Regions from separate parts of the Mus musculus genome. Here region 2 is linked to region 1. The links are chromatin loops, found by intact Hi-C in ENCODE. Cell type or tissue: heart. All regions are shown on one strand. Region 1 overlaps Babam2 (BRISC and BRCA1 A complex member 2). Region 2 overlaps Babam2 (BRISC and BRCA1 A complex member 2).

What was found. Peaks named below come from ENCODE experiments on the same cell type or tissue, not always from the same donor. Only the 100,000 strongest peaks of a DNase experiment are listed, where the experiment ranks them.
Region 2: it touches region 1 in a loop (1.9-fold over the local background); 2 of 42 quality-filtered maps call a loop at or near these places.

Annotation. Positions count from the first base shown.
Region 1 is chr5:32,028,962-32,036,961 of GRCm38, reverse strand. All of the region lies in intron 10 of Babam2 (BRISC and BRCA1 A complex member 2), which reads right to left. Among named protein-coding and RNA genes, the nearest start is that of Gm52770, 34 kb to the right of the region's middle. In heart, no CTCF peak of the experiment used is centred here; no DNase peak of the experiment used is centred here; H3K27ac peaks cover 504 bases.
Region 2 is chr5:31,948,279-31,956,278 of GRCm38, reverse strand. The region is part of intron 7 of Babam2 (BRISC and BRCA1 A complex member 2); the gene reads right to left. Among named protein-coding and RNA genes, the nearest start is that of Gm52770, 47 kb to the left of the region's middle. In heart, no CTCF peak of the experiment used is centred here; no DNase peak of the experiment used is centred here.

The DNA of each region.
Region 1 (8,000 bases):
AGTTACATTTATTGTTGGCTATAAACAATCCAATAATAGGTCTGCAAACTGAAAGGGACCACTTTCTGTACATATAAACAGACAGGTTACACTCTAAGGACTTAACTCTAAATAAACTGTGTAATTAAGTGACAACAGGAGCTAAGTGTGTGAGGCTATGCCTTGATGACAATTGGGCTAGCAGAGCTCAGCATCTGAGAAGAGAGAGAAAGCCTGTTGGATGAATGTACACTTGCACTGACCAGGCTGCTCATCTACAGAGAAATCTTATGTGCATGAGTAGTTGTATAATTTTTTAAGCATGAAAAAAACATTTTAAAGCCAGGGGTAGTGGCATGTGCTGATCATACCAGAACTCAGAGGGAAAGACAAAAGGATCAGGACTTCAAGTTTGGTTATAGAGTAAGTTTAAAGGCAGCCTGGGGCACAAGGGAACTTATTTTTTAAAAAGAAAGAAAAACACTTGAAGAAAATATTATTATATTCTTATAACTCTGACCATAGGTAAACGTGGAATGGAAAGCCTTTGGAAGTTTTGTTTTGTTTTGTTTTTTTGCAGCTCATGAGAACTAATATGCTAATATTGTAGGCTAAAGATTTACACACACACACACACACACACACACACACACACACACACACATACACACACACACACTCCTGGTTTTAGGACGTGCTGGCTGGACATGGGAGTGGAGAAGCTGTGAGACTGAATACTTGGGTCAGAAGAGCCAGTGTGGTGAGATGCACTGCAGTGTGACGCAGCAGAATGAAAAGACATCACCTAGCATGGATCATAAACAGATTCTTTGAAAGACCAGAGACGAAGATCAATCAGTCCTTGCTTAAACATTGGATGGCTGCCTGGTACAAAGGCCTATTTTGCTTTGCTATGTAATTTCCTCACTACTTAGCTACAAAAGCGTATCAGAATTGAATTCTAGTGCTCTGTCTAAATGGGAGCTGAGTCACAGGTACCTGATGCTGTGTCTGCAGGCTGAAGTGGATGACTCACGTCTGTGAAATTCTGAGAGAAAGTACCACCCGACCCCTTGCTTAGTCATCTTTTGCATGGATGCTGGGTTCATGAGCTCTGTAAACTATAATGAGCTATCTAGCCTTTTACCATCTCTTTCTTCTTTTCTAAACAGTACAAATTACAGCTCTAAAAATAACCTCATCTACGCAAGTGAGTCACTGTGACCTAACAAGCTTCCACAAGTAGTTACCCAGCTCAGTTGTGATATTTACTTGTGAAGGTACAAATCTTGTTGTCATATTAGCCCCCATTTTCTTCTCCCTCAAGCTTCAGATAAGAATTTGGTGAACTGGGGAAAGGAGAAGGGAAGAAGGTTTCAGGGAACATTTTTTTTTTTTTAGGAAAAAAAAAAAAACATAATGTACCCAATGCTTGAGATGTTCAGGATTGTAAATAGAGCTTGTGGGGAAGGAATTCACTGGAAGCTATCCCTGGGCTTGAGATGTTTTTCAGTTTTTCAGAAGGTTTGCCTAGCATTTATAAGACCCAGGGTTCCATGCCCAGCACTGCATAAACTTGGGTGTGGTTGTAAGATCAAAAGTCCAAGGTCGTCCTAGGCTACCTAATGAGTTTGAGGCCACCCTGGACTAGAAATCCTGCTAATCAATCAATCAGTCAGTCAGTCAAATAAGTAAAGCTATTCCTACCAGCATATGAGAGCTAGAATTTTAATATTTTAGGCTAAAGACGTTTCTCTTAGTAAGGAGAACATATTGACTATGGAAAGACATCTCTTGATAATTCTATTTTCTTAACAATTCTGGACTGTAAATGTATGACTTTTTTGATAAAAGGCATAGCTGCGCCAATAAGTTTGTATGCATTAAATGTTCATCTTTGGATCCTAGAGACATACACTAAGCCTTGGCACTCTACCTGTCCACTTGGCTACTTTCTGACGCTCAGGCCTGACCTCTGGTCTTCAGATTGCCTGGTGAGACTTCCATTGCCAACTCGCTGTCTTCCTACCCCAGCCTGTACAATGAATTCAACCAGGGGCAGGAAGCGGCTGTCTCCATGGAGCTCCTCTCTTCACGAGTGAGGCAAAGCTGCTCAGATACCAAAGTGCCACTCACTCACACTCTGGCTTACTTGGGGAGACTGGAAAGGAACAAACTTCCTACTACCACCAAGCCTAACACTTGCCACCACTGTCCCAGCTTCTCCTGTCAGAGGTCAGACCTCTTGGCCTCACCCAGACAGTCACGTGAACAGTCGCAACTAGCTGCTGAGGGTGCTTAGGGATAGAATGATGAAATCATTGATTTAGCTGAAAACGTCCCCAGGAAATAGGCTACAAAGCCCATTGACGGCTCCAGCCAGGCAGAGGCTGAGTCACTCCAGTCCTTCCTGACTCCTTGATTTATATTAAATAGGTCAGCTGGATCACCTGAATCCTGTTCCTCATCCTTTTGAGGGGCTGCCCCCTGCCATCATGTTGGGCCTAGTACTGCTTCCTGTTGGGCCTAGTGAGGACTTTACTAATCAGCCTTAGCCTCAAGTCCTAGGAGGGCCTGTGTACTATGTTCCAGGGGCCACCTCATGATCACATCTCTACTTTGGATCCCTTTCAGGATGCAGAGACCCTAGTTACCCTTTCATTCCCACAAGGTAGATGACACGTAGCCCCGTCAGCTCTTTTCTCGTTGCAAAATGGGTGTACCATGTACCTCTCAGGGTATGAGGAGGAAGAGGAAAGGGGCCCTGTCTGTCCAAGTTCAAGGGGCTCCCAACACCCAGAGGCTATGGAGCTTCGGCTCAGGGCCGACCACTGTGGGAGGCTCTGTGTCTAACGATACGTTAGGATATCATTCAGTGTAGTCTTGGACCTCAGGGGGCAAAGAAGCTGAAATAATGAGACAAGTTCACAGGATAATGAAACGGCAAAATGTAAGTGTGTGTTCTTCAGAGCAGGTGGATACTCAGACAGGACAGCTAAGCAGAAGAAGGGTTTTCAGAAATGGTACAAGAAAGATGAGGCCAAGGAGTGACAGAGAGGAGGGTCAGCACACAGGTTCTTGCTGAGTAGGAGAGAAAGCCTGCTGGTCACAGGAGAATGTTCCCTTGAGAGGCCATGGGATAAAAGCCATGTCTTCATTGGTTGGATGTGATATCTGGGCACAGGAGCTGGCCAGCAAAATAATCCAGAAGGGAGGTGACCTGACTTGACCTGGTGTAGCTAGGGAGGAGGTAAGGGTGTGGCAAACACAGAAGTAGCTCACACCTTGCATTGCTAAAGCATGGATAGACTCTAATTTGCTTTTAATCCTCATTTAGGTCCTACCATAGAAGGTAGGCATGCATAGGGACAATTCCATTTCACAGATGCAAATACAGGATCTCAAGGCTATGTGGTGGGGTTGAGAACCTAACCCAGTATTCTGATGGTGAAATGAATGCTTTTTCTATCATCTGTACAGCTCTCCATGCTGTTCCAAGGGCTGGGGCCATTCAAAGCTGGGTGGAGCAGATGTGCCAGTCAAGGGAACTGGGTAAGAACAGCTCCTCCACCAGGACGCCTTATCTATAGGCTCGGCTAGCCCCTATCTTCTCAGCAGCCAGAGCAAAGCAGTCCCGTGGCATCTTAGAAGTCTGTGAGCAGAGCTCCCTGAGAGAGGTGACTTCCTATGGCAAGGACATTGGACTGACTCCCCTTGGTCTACAAGCAGCCAGATACGGTTGGGCCTGCCCTTGCCTCTCACCTCCCACCTCTCTCACAGCCTCCTGCTTCCTCAGGCAGAAGGAAGAGCTCCTTCCTGATTGCTATACAAGCACCATCTTGAATTATCTTGTACTTCTCACATGACGGAGGCTCCCTTAGCTATTTGCTCACTCCAGTCAGCCATAAAGAATGTATGTCCTGGTGCTGAAGAAGTGACCAGCAGCTAAGAAAGTTTATTACTCATAAAGGAGCAGAGCTGGGTCATTAGCACTCATATCAGGTGGTTTTCAATTGCCTGTAACTATAGCTCCAGGGGATTTGAAGCTCTCTTTTGTTCTCTGTGGGCACCAACTGACACCTCCCAACCCCCTCCTCATCCCCATACCTACACCCACTCTCAGCCCCCTCCCCACCCCCACACCTTTTTAAAAACAACCTCTACCTAATTCTTAGCTTTCTATCTATAGCACTGCCCTTTGGAACAAAGGCACACTTGTACAAGCCACACCATCATTAGACTGTTCTGAGTTAAGCTGAGGTTTCACTCCTTGACCTGAGCGGACTCTCTCTTACTTCTGAGCCTTTGTTTAAATGATAAGTCGCCCCATAATTATTTAGCTTTTAATCCTCCACTTAGCTTTTCTTCCTGAAGCTCTACGCTTTAGTGGGTCCTGCCTTCAAGACTATTTTCTGACAAGATATTCAATTCACTAAGTCCAATGTCTAGACTTCTAAAAAACTGTGATATCTTGTTTGGCTGTTAAAACTTTATCATAGATAAATGTTCAGGGTTTCACAGGCTTTTGAATTAGTTTTGAGCACAATGTCATCATAGACCTGGGAATAAATTGCTCCTTTATCTCCTGTTTATCAGGTTATGAAGCAGCCAGCCTCAAACTGGGTCTTTGGTTTGGTTTGGTTTGAGAGAGGGTCCTATTATGTAGCCTATCCAGTTAGAGTTTTAAAACCACGCCCGCTGGGTGCTAACCCAGTCAAACAGCACTCCCTTTTCCTCCTCTCTGCAGATGTCATTGTATCTGTCACATCTGTGTTTTCTTTCTTTCTGCATCAACAGAAAGTTCAGGTCCCTGAAAGTCGGTGTATAAAACTCTACCAAGTGCCTAGAACTGACAGAAGGCTCATACGAGACAGTTAACTGTTACTGATTAGCATAAGTGCTACAAGCTAAGGGTAACTTCTGGGCTTGAAGTGACATCCCAGAGCCCGGTTTTAGCCTCCTATTTTAACTCCACATGCAAAGCTGTACAGTGTTGCCTCCTATAGCTAACCTGTTTTGTTTTCCCTTTCATAGGAGAACACTGGTGACAGATGCCTCTGCCATATCTAAAATCCTTTACAAAACCAGGGGATGGTTTCTGGCTTGACATGCTGAAGGGATACTCACAGTAAAGGGCATGTGGACTTGTTTCTTTTGAAATGGATTAACAAACCTATCTCTCCAAAATTAAAAACAAAAGCAATAGTATTTGGCGACTGTGATCATGTCATGTTACTATGGTTAGAAGTGCAGCCATCCCTCTGAGGGCCTGTGCCATGAGGAGAAGAGGTCACATTGGTTCAATACCTGGGTGGAGACTTTGAAGAACAATTTCCAGTATGCAGCAGGAAGTTGCTGTGGTGGCAGGCAGGTGATGGCTCTGGTCCAGCTCCAGGCCCAAGTAAATAAAGAGCATTAAACCACCTTACATTTACCAAAATCTCCAGGAATGATAGGTGAGACCCACTAAAGACGTTCACACGCGTGTGGCAGTTGCCTCCTTTCATCTCCAACTACAACAAGTCCAACATTCTATAACCATTTTAAAGGAACACAAAGTATTCCATATTCTCTTTTGTCCCAAAGGCTCTGGCACACCATCTGTATATGCTAACTCCATGTGCCCACATCCCTAGCATCCTGACTCGAATCTCAGGGAAGCAGAGCAAGATGGTATCTGGAGGACCAGCGAAGGTGTTACATCATCATGTGCGTCAGACAAAGGGAGCACAGAATGAGCTGGGTCGGAGTCTGGACACTCAGCGCTTTGTCTAAACTCAGTTCTGCACTTATCACCTGTGGCATCTTAGGCGCGTCACTGAACTCTGCTTTCTACCTTTCGAGTTGTAAAATGGCAATTATGATTTTTATCTTGCAGTGTTTCATAAGTGACAGCTATTAGTGTGATTTAGAATGAAGCTAAGACTCACTGTCTTCTACAGGAGCAGCTGACAATGTCAACTGACTGAAGGATCCTCACAGCATCCAGGTGATCAGCAGGTCGACTCTTGGTTCAGACTAAGGTCCTACTAGGCTTATGTGCAAGGAATACAGTAATCACAGGGATTATCCCTGTCCAAAGAATAAAGACTACAGAGTGTGTTCATGGATGCCTCATGAAGCCCCTGCCTGCTCTGAAGTCGACCATGATTTTAAAAAAGAGACAATTTAAATATTCTTTTCTTGAGTGGTGAGAAATAATGATTTCTGAGGGGGGAATCATTTTTTATTCAGGTACCTAATAAATTGTCTGGCCCAAGTATTTAATAAAATGATTTCTAATTGAGTTATAATAGTAAATGTAACAGGGCTCTTCAATATAGAGTTAATGGAAAATAGCAAGCAAGCTCTAAGAAATGCCAGAGCTAGCCCCTTCTAGTATTTATCACATGCAGAGCTAGCCCAGCATTATTGGTATCATCAGTCAAAATCTATTGGGGTCCCTGAAACTCATCTTTGCTATAAAAGAAAAGAAAAATCCAAAATATCTGGAAATTCTTGTTCCTGAAGAGCTGGGTTTGCTTCATGCTTTCCATAGTTCATGCTCATCTGTGGCCTCCCTTTTACGGGCTCTGTGGCTATAAATCTGAAAGGGACAGATAAGGCAGGAGCCTTATTAAACAAAATCCCCACCAAAATGACAAACATTCAAACAGGAGTGGCCTGCCTTTATCTTGTCACCACCCAGCTATGACCAGGTCTGTTTCCCTTTTACAAAAGGTCTACTGTCTACACAGCAGCCAGTAATATATCCAGGAGACCAAAAGTCACTCTCTCACTAGGTATTTTCCAAAGGACTGGTACTGTGTGTTCTACAGTGAACTTGCTGAGCTGCCTTGGTTGCCATAAAAATCTCTTGATTTTTATCTCTGGTTGGACAGATAGGGCTTTTTGATAACCTCAGTCCATTTCCCTGGAAGTGCTGGTACCCGTCATATGCTGACTCACGATGGGTACAGAGAGCACAGAATCCCCTGAAGAGGGTGGAGACTGAGAGACTTGGAAGGCAAGGGAAGGTTCTGGATAGATTATTTACAGGTAGTTTGCCAGCAGCTAGATAAACCAAGAACCAGGCTTGCAGCTTGTAAAGTGGTGGGTCCTTTAGGTCTTTCATAAGAAGAGAAAAGAGATTTGATATGTTTATTAAGCAGTTGACTATCCTGGAAACTGTGCATGCACTTCTGGTAATAGCTGTGGAGCAATGACTTTTGTTGCTTTAGCCTCTTTGGTTTGCATCTCTGAAGGTACAAGATTTTTATTATTTGAGATAGGATCACAGTAGTGTATATAGCCTAAGATGGCCTTGAACTCAAGATTCCTCTGCTCCAAAATTGCAGAGATGTGCCAACATTCCTGGCCAAGATACTTTTAAATAGATGATATTTACTAAACTTAGATATGTAAAGTCTGCCTTTCATCAGAAAGAACTGTGATACAGTTTTTACAGCACTGCTCTGCAGGAAAATAATCTCCACAGTAGGAGTAAAGACATTACACACTGAGCTCCCAATGACAATCGAAGTCCATAGGCAAATCTGATTTCTTTGAATTGTAAGATAACTTCCATGCCAGGTAAGCTTCTGGTATAGGCACTGGGGCTAATAAAAAGACAGCATTAGGAAGCCTTGAGTGGTAGTGTATGGCTGCAATCCCAGCATTTGAGAGGCTGAGGCTGAGGCTGAGGCAGGAGGATCAGGAGGAGATTAAGTTGGAACTCAGCCTGGGCTACAAGAAACTTGGTCTTAACAAAAAACCAAAACTGAAACAGAAGGCTGGAGAGATGCTCAATGGCTAAGAGTCCTTTTTTAGAGAACCAGAGTTATACCCTCTTGTGGTCTCTAAGAGTACTCCTAAACATGTGTCTATGTTCATTTGTATGTGAGTGTACATACAAAGAACATGTACACACAAAATTAATTTGCACTATAGTAAAGAATGTAACACATATTAAATTCTTAAACATGCTAAAACATAGAATCTGAGGCTGGCGAGATACCTCAGTGTTTCAGAACATTGCTACT
Region 2 (8,000 bases), 81 kb after region 1:
CAGGCCACATTAGAGCTTTTATGGAGTAGCCATGTGACTCATGTCAGTTCTTGTAGGCAGAGAAAGTAGTTCATATGTTCCCCCATCCCCTTTCCCAATCAGTTTCATTATGTAGTCCTTGCTAGCCTGGAATTCTGCTATGGGACCAGGCTGGCCTTGAACTTACAGAGATCTATCTGCCTGAGCCTTCCTAGCACTGGGATTAAAAGTGTGCACCACTACATTTAGCTACTATTCTCATTTTACAAACAACTGAAGATCAGTGGCTCATGGCTCCCCCTTAAAGAGGTCTCAGGCCTGTGAGGGCTGAGCTTGGGCTCCTATAGCACAGCATAGAGCCCATCACCTTGCCCACCATCTGTGAAGCATGGGCTCAAGAGGACAGAAGTACTAGGGTCTATCTCAAGTAAATAAAAATTGAATCAAAATTTAATTTTGTAAAGTGCCCCAATTCACTCTCCATAGAGAATAAAACCAGAAATATATATTCCTTATGAACAATTTTCTCCAGACAAATGCAAACATCAGCTAAGAACAAGAATAAACTGGAGCTACTAGAGGCTGGGGAACAAAGAACCACAAGGTCTGATTACCTGGCTTTTCTACCTACTTTAATGTGTGACCTCCTGCCACAGGACACTGGCCTCACTGGAACTATTTCTTGGAATTCTGTCATTATGCAAATAGAAATGATCCTTTAGACAATCACTTTTTCCCTTTTTTGTACAACACTAAGGAACAAATGATGTGAAGTTAACTGTACATTTTCAAAACCCAAAATTTTAATTAGTTCTGACATATGTTTACATCCAGGAAACCACAATCAGGACAATGAACACATCCAGCATCCCCCGAATTTTCCTCTTGCTCTTTGTCATCAGCCCCTCCCACAACTTCGCTATCCCCATCCCCAGGCAACCAAGGGTCTGCTTTCTGTCATCAGGGCTTAGTTTGCATTCTCTAGAGTTTTATACAAATGGAATCGTGCAGCTTTTTTTTTTTTTTTTTTTTTTTGGTCTAGTTTCTTTCAGTCAGCATAATTATTTTGAGATTCCTCTCCTTGGTTGCATCAGTAAATCATTCAGTTTTACAGAGTAGCCTATTCCACTGTTTGGTTATTCTGCAATATGTTTAGCCACTTTCTGTTGATGGTTATTTGGGTGGTTTCTATCTTTTGGCTATTATAAACAAGCCTGTGATGGGGCCTGGCACCATGGCTTAGCACTTGGGAGGCAGAGGCAGGCAGATCTCCGTGACTTCAAGGACAGCAGCCTGGTCTAGACTGAGTTCCAGGATAGCCATGGCTATAAAGGAAAACTCTGCCTCAAAAAAACAGAACAAATAAAAAAAAGAAACAAGTAAGTAAATAAGCCTGTGATGACCACTCATCTAAAGTTTATTTCTATGAGGACATATGCTATCATTTCTCCTCATTAAGTTCCTAGGAGAACAACTATATGGCAGGCATATATCTAACTCTGTAGGAGCTTCAAGCTCTTTTATTTTCTTTTCCTCTAAATAGAAGTACAACTCTAAGCGAGAGTTCTAGCTTTATATCCTCGCCACACTAGTTTTTGTCAGTCTTTCTAATTTTGGCAATTTTAGTGGATGTAATGTGTTCTCTTTGTGGTTTTAGTTTTTATTTCCATGGTGATCACAATATCTATCTATCTATCCACCCATCCACACACCCACTCACCTACGGATCTGTCCACCTACTCAAAAAAGAACTTTTATCTAGGAAATATAAATAACCTTTATAGCATATAAATTAGATGACAAGTACTTTCATAAAATTAAGGTAAGTAGATAGATAGATATATAGATAGATAGAAATACAGATGATAGAGTCAAACAGCACATGTTTTTTGTAATTTTCTTCTCCCCACTCTCTTCACTTACTGTTTTGTTTTTCTAACAGTGCCTTTGAATGGCAAACATCTTTATTTTGATGAAGACAACTTATTGATCTTTCTTTTTTGTTTTAAGTTAATTTATTTTTTACACTCCATATCCCAACCCCCTTCTTAAAAAGATTTATTTATTGTTATATGTAAATACACTGTAGCTGTCTACAGACACACCAGAAGAGACTGTCAGATCTCATTACAGATGGTTGTGAGCCACCATGTGGTTGCTGGGATTTGAATTCAGGACCTTGGAAGAACAGTCAGTGCTCTTAACCACTGAGCCATCTCTCCAGCCCCTGATCTTTCTTTCATACTCCATATTCCTTTGCATATCACCCTTTATAAATCTTCACTAAATTTACAAAGATTAGTCTCCTAGTCTCCTGCCTGTTTTCGATAGACATTTGTTATGGTTTGAATGTTTGTCGCCCCCCCCCCTCCCAAATTTTTACTCTGAGATCCTAATCTCTACAGGGATGGTATTCCAGAGTGGGGCCATTACAAGGGGGTCTGTTCTCATGGGACCAGGACTGACTACAGAGAGCTAGTTAGTTCCTTCTGCCATGTGAGGTCACACTGCACAGGAAGCTGGCCCTTACCAGACACCCAGCTAGAGGTTTTAAGCATGGACTTTCCATCCTTCCAGAGACACGAAAAACAAATTCCTGGTTTTTAAAATTGCACAGTCTAGAGTGGTTTGTTATAACAGGGTGAACAAACAATGTTCTTGAATTTTAGATCATGTTTAGGATTATAATCCACTTTGAGTTTGAATTGTATGTGGTACAGATAAAAGATGAGGTGTAGCTTTTTGGTTATGACTATCTAGTTGTTCCAGCATCATTTGCGGAACAAATGTATTCAGTATTGAGTTATATTGGTATGCGTGTACACACACACACACACACACACACACACACACAGAGAGAGAGAGAGAGACAGAGAGAGAGAGAGAGAGACAGAGACACAGAGAGACAATCTCTGTGTGGTCTACTTCCTTTTGACTCAATGTTGTTTTATTTATCTATGTATTTCTTCATGCTACGTTTTATGCAGCTTTGATTCCTTTAACCTTTATAAAAGACTTGACATTGGGTAGTACAAGTTCTTCCTCAATCATGCTCTTCTCCATAAAGCGCTTGTTTTCAGCACCCGGATCCTTGGTATTTGCATATACACACTTTAGAACCAGTAGCCAAGTCCCCCCAAGTCTGCTGAGAGGTTTGATTACCTGAGTTCTTAGATCAAGGATTAATTTGGGAAGAGATGAATTTCTGAATAATTGAGCTTTCTGGCCCACAAATGGCATAAACCTCCATTTACTCAGTGGTTTATGTTGCTAGTTCTCTTTTAGAATTCCTTGGATATAGGTTTTGTGTATTTTTTTGTAAACTTGCCCCTGATCTGTCACCTCATCTTTTAAGTACTTAAATCACACTTAACCAAAGCCCTGCTTTCCCACAGGGAGGGCACAGCCTTGTCGTTCTAGTCCATTATGTACAGTCTTCCACTTTTCTGTTTTGGAAGCGACACCAGCCCAGGCCAGTGGCTTCCTGCGTGTTCTCCCTGCCTGTTCCAGGGCTATGTACTCTAATTACACCACACATTCCCACACATCTCCACAGATCTCCACACCTGAGTGCCTACCGCTGCACCTTTTCTCCTGTCCCTGCCTTGCCTGGCCAACTAAAGCGGGACCATCTGTGAGTAAAAACTGCAGTTTACACTTGTGTGTAACTCCATGGGGCTTCAGGAATTGAGAAACAGAGAACACTACCTTTGAAAATAAGTTACTCCTAAAGTTAAGCAACAAAACTGTGCCCAAAATTCTACTCAGTGTTTAACACTAACTTAAAATTAAGCAAATGAAGAAAACATATGACTTAAGTAATTGTTGTGTTCACCTGCAGCATGGACTAAAGAGTTTCAAAGAACTAGTATGTAGCTTTGCTTGTCCCAGGGCACTCCATGGGTGCAGTCACTGAAAAGGCAATCACCTGGGTGTCTACTTGAAGGAGCCCAAAGGGCCCCAGGGCCTGTGCTTAGAGACGTTCTAGAATGGCTTCTGTCCACTTTCCATTTCAGTTTTTGGCATATGTAACTCTAACAAATAGCTGTTAGCATCTGATTGAATCTGTTTACAAGACATGGGCCAAATTCCACCCTTCGCTATCCTAATTATTTCCAGTGATTTTAGGTCCATTATTGGATTCTGGCCCTATTCACTTTTCGGTATGCTTTTAACAAATATTCAATATGTTTATAAGACCTTGCAATAGTTTTCCTGTCCCACTTGGTGAGAGGTACCAGGAATAAACACACAAGGCAGGGACTTCAGTGTGGGTCATTGAATGGCATGCATTTCGGCCTACATCATCCAGAGATTAAAATACCCAACTTGAATATAAGATATTTAGGACCTAGTCTGCTTTCAATTTCCATTATATTACATCAGCCTTAACATGTCCTTACTTTCTCCATGAGACAATAATTTCAAGCCACATTAAAAGCCATAGATACAAGAGACAGAGTAAGCCAACAACTGACAGTCACAGGCAGCATTAGCACTGAAGGACAGCTGCTTAACACAAAACCACTATAGGGAAGGTGGGCAACTGTAGATCCAGTATTCTGTTGGAAATGAAAACAGGAGTCATTAGTAAGAGATCAGCAAAACAGGGAAAATGCACAACTGCCACCGTAGAATAGTTTAAAAAGTAGTTCAAAATTGGCCATGTTGCATTATCAGGCCTGCTGATTTTATAGCTTCAGCACATGAAAAATTGGTGATGGACTTGTGTTTTATTTCCACTATCAAAGAACTCTAATGTTCAACCCTAAAGAACTCATACATAATGCCTGAGTTAGGAAGGAAATGATATATACTTTTACATTGCAAGTAATTGCAAAGCTTATTTAAAAATCATTCCCAAGGTTCTGTAATACAAGAATAGTAATGGCTACTTTGTGAATGGGAGTACGTCAGTTCTATAAGCCAGAGACCACTGCCGAGAGAATTCATGAGAGTTCAGATAGACAGACACATGTGGATAGGCAAATTTTATACTCAGTGATTAAAGAACAAAAGATCAGATGAATGGCTGCTGTTCTTAAAGTACTCTGGTGAGGAGCAGTCCATGAAAAGGGCCCCACAGCCCGTCTACTCCTCCTGCTAGGGTGAATGAGTGCACCACGAGGGGAGTGTGAAGCAGAGGAAAACCCCACCTAGGAATGACAGGAATGAGAAAGAGAAGAGGGATCTGCGATGCTTTACGAATGTGTTCCCAATGACCCAACTTTCTTCCTCTAAATGTCAGGTCTTAAACGTTGTGTCAAGCTGGAAACCAGACGTAAAGACACATGGTCTTTGGGAAACATTTCATGTCTAAACTGCAATCCACTCACTGAATTGAGTGCTTTACAGATGGAAGGGTTTGCTCATTGTAGGCCAGGAATTGGAAAAGATGTGGATCTTGCCTTCAAGATGCTCTGCCTAGTGGCTATTCTCCATAGGCTGAAAGCAGTCACATTTTCCCTCACAGTCTGAGTTATGGAGATACTCATCAGAGAATGGGTAGTCTCCATGACGGAAAGAGCTAACAACTAAGACTCAGAGAGACAGCTGCAAGTGATGCACCTCTCAGCTGGCCCTGTCCCTCACATTACCGCTGAGGTCCCTGTGGCTCATGGCCTGGCATCAAACACTTCGGACTTGTGACAGGCTACCTCCTTTTCCCAGTACCGTCTGCTTCATGCTGTTTCTCTTCTTTCTTATCTCTGTTCTAGAATACACCTCTCTCTCCCTTTTGTTCCCTATGTATGTGACAGCTATAAACTCAAAAATAGCCCCATATAGACAAACATGCTTACTACATATTTATAGACTCGCCTCAAGGTAATGCAGTAGACTGGGCTTAGGAAATAAATGAGTTATATTATCAATGGCTGACCGCAGGGGTAGGTGAATAGCTCTGTGGCACAGCACTTGTTTGCCTAGTACACTCAAGTCCCCAGGTTCAAGCCCCAGCACCACAAGAGAAAATGACCACAGAACAAAGAAGTGGGGTGTTGAGCCCCTGAGACTCATGATACTATTTTATTTTAATGGCTTTTGAACTTGTTATAAAATTTTTAACTAAAATGTCTACATTTGGAAAAACTTACAACATCAGTATTCCACCCAGAAAACAAGGTGGTAGCTGAGGTGTCTGCGACTTACACAGACGACAGAAATACTTGAATATGCATGCATTGGTCAGTCTCACTGAAAACAAGGAGCCATGTGTTCAAGTTCTCTCTTCTTTATCTTTGTTCTCACTAGGTTCTATCTTGATACTTTACAAGGTGAGCTTTCAAAATGTTTTAAATAATGAAATTAGTGATACTATTCTAATATCGTTCTAGTATGTACTTTAAACATTCATGTTTTAAAACAACACAGAAAATTTATCTAAAGGGCAAAAAAATAATGTTCTAAATTGCTTGTCAAATGGAAGAAACATGGCAAGTCAGTTGTCCAATTACTCTCTAGGTCCTGTGTCCCACTCTCCTTCAGTAATAACCGGGGAGACCTCACGCATTGATCTTTGCAGACTGAAGATGAAGGTAAAGACTGGAATCTGACAACTAATATATTTTCAAAATGACGAAAGTTTAGTATCACAGGAACTTGAGCCAGCTCCAAAACCAAGCTCGATGATGTTTCTGGCAGACGTGCAATCTGGATCATGCACGAAGCTATTTAAAGTTGCTTGATATGTTACCACGACAGATTTCAAAGATCAAAACACAGGTGCGCATGAGTGTTGCACAATCCTGTGGTAGGAGAGAACATGAGCTCATTCCACCTAGAAACAGACCCAAACACAAACACCCACCTGGGGTTCAGGTGTACAACTCTGTCTGCGGGCAGATGAATTTATCTCTCGAGTTTTGTTCTGATAAAAATATGCTATGATAAGACAGAAAGGTTTAATAAACTTAGGTGTCTCTGAATGGGTGTATCTTTTTAGCTGACTCGACGCAGTGTGTGCCCTTGCCTTTATATTATTTTTAACCTCTTCAAATGTTCTAGGTATAAGATTATGGCTGCTTTTAACTTAAAAGACCCGTAATTGTTTTGTTTGTTTGTTTTGGCCTCAGTAAACATAGCAGAGTAGCACACATTTCTAAGGACAGTGGAGGTACAAGTCTTTCCAATTCTTTGGGAACCAAGAAAGAAACCTACCGAGATAAAGCCTTATAAAGATAAGGGACTTAACCGAAACCACCTCATCCAGAAGCACTCGCACTCTACGCCATGACCCAACAGCCCCTGGACGTGAGGCACTGTGCACAGCTTCACAGCAACAGCCCCTGGATGTGAGGCACTGTGCACAGCTTCACAGCAACAGCTCCTGGACGTGAGGCACTGTGCACAGCTTCACAGCAACAGCCCCTGGACGTGAGGCACTGTGCACAGCTTCACAGCAACAGCCCCTGGACGTGAGGCACTGTGCACAGCTTCACAGCAACAGCCCCTGGATGTGAGGCACTGTGCACAGCTTCACAGCAACAGCTCCTGGACGTGAGGCAGTGTGCACAGCTTCACAGCAACAGCCCCTGGACGTGAGGCACTGTGCACAGCTTCACAGCAACAGCCCCTGGACGTGAGGCACTGTGCACAGCTTCACAGCAACAGCTCCTGGACGTGAGGCACTGTGCACAGCTTCACAGCAACAGCCCATGGACGTGAGGCACTGTGCACAGCCTCACAGCAACAGCCCCTGGACGTGAGGCACTGTGCACAGCCTCACAGCAACAGCCCCTGGACGTGAGGCACTGTGCACAGCCTCACAGCAACAGCCCCTGGACGTGAGGCACTGTGCACAGCCTCACAGCAACAGCCCCTGGACGTGAGGCACTGTGCACAGCTTCACAGCAACAGCCCCTGGACGTGAGGCACTGTGCACAGCTTCACAGCAACAGCTCCTGGACGTGAGGCACTGTGCACAGCTTCACAGCAACAGCCCCTGGACGTGAGGCACTGTGCACAGCTTCACAGCAACAGCCCCTGGACGTGAGGCACTGTGCACAGCTTCACAGCAACAG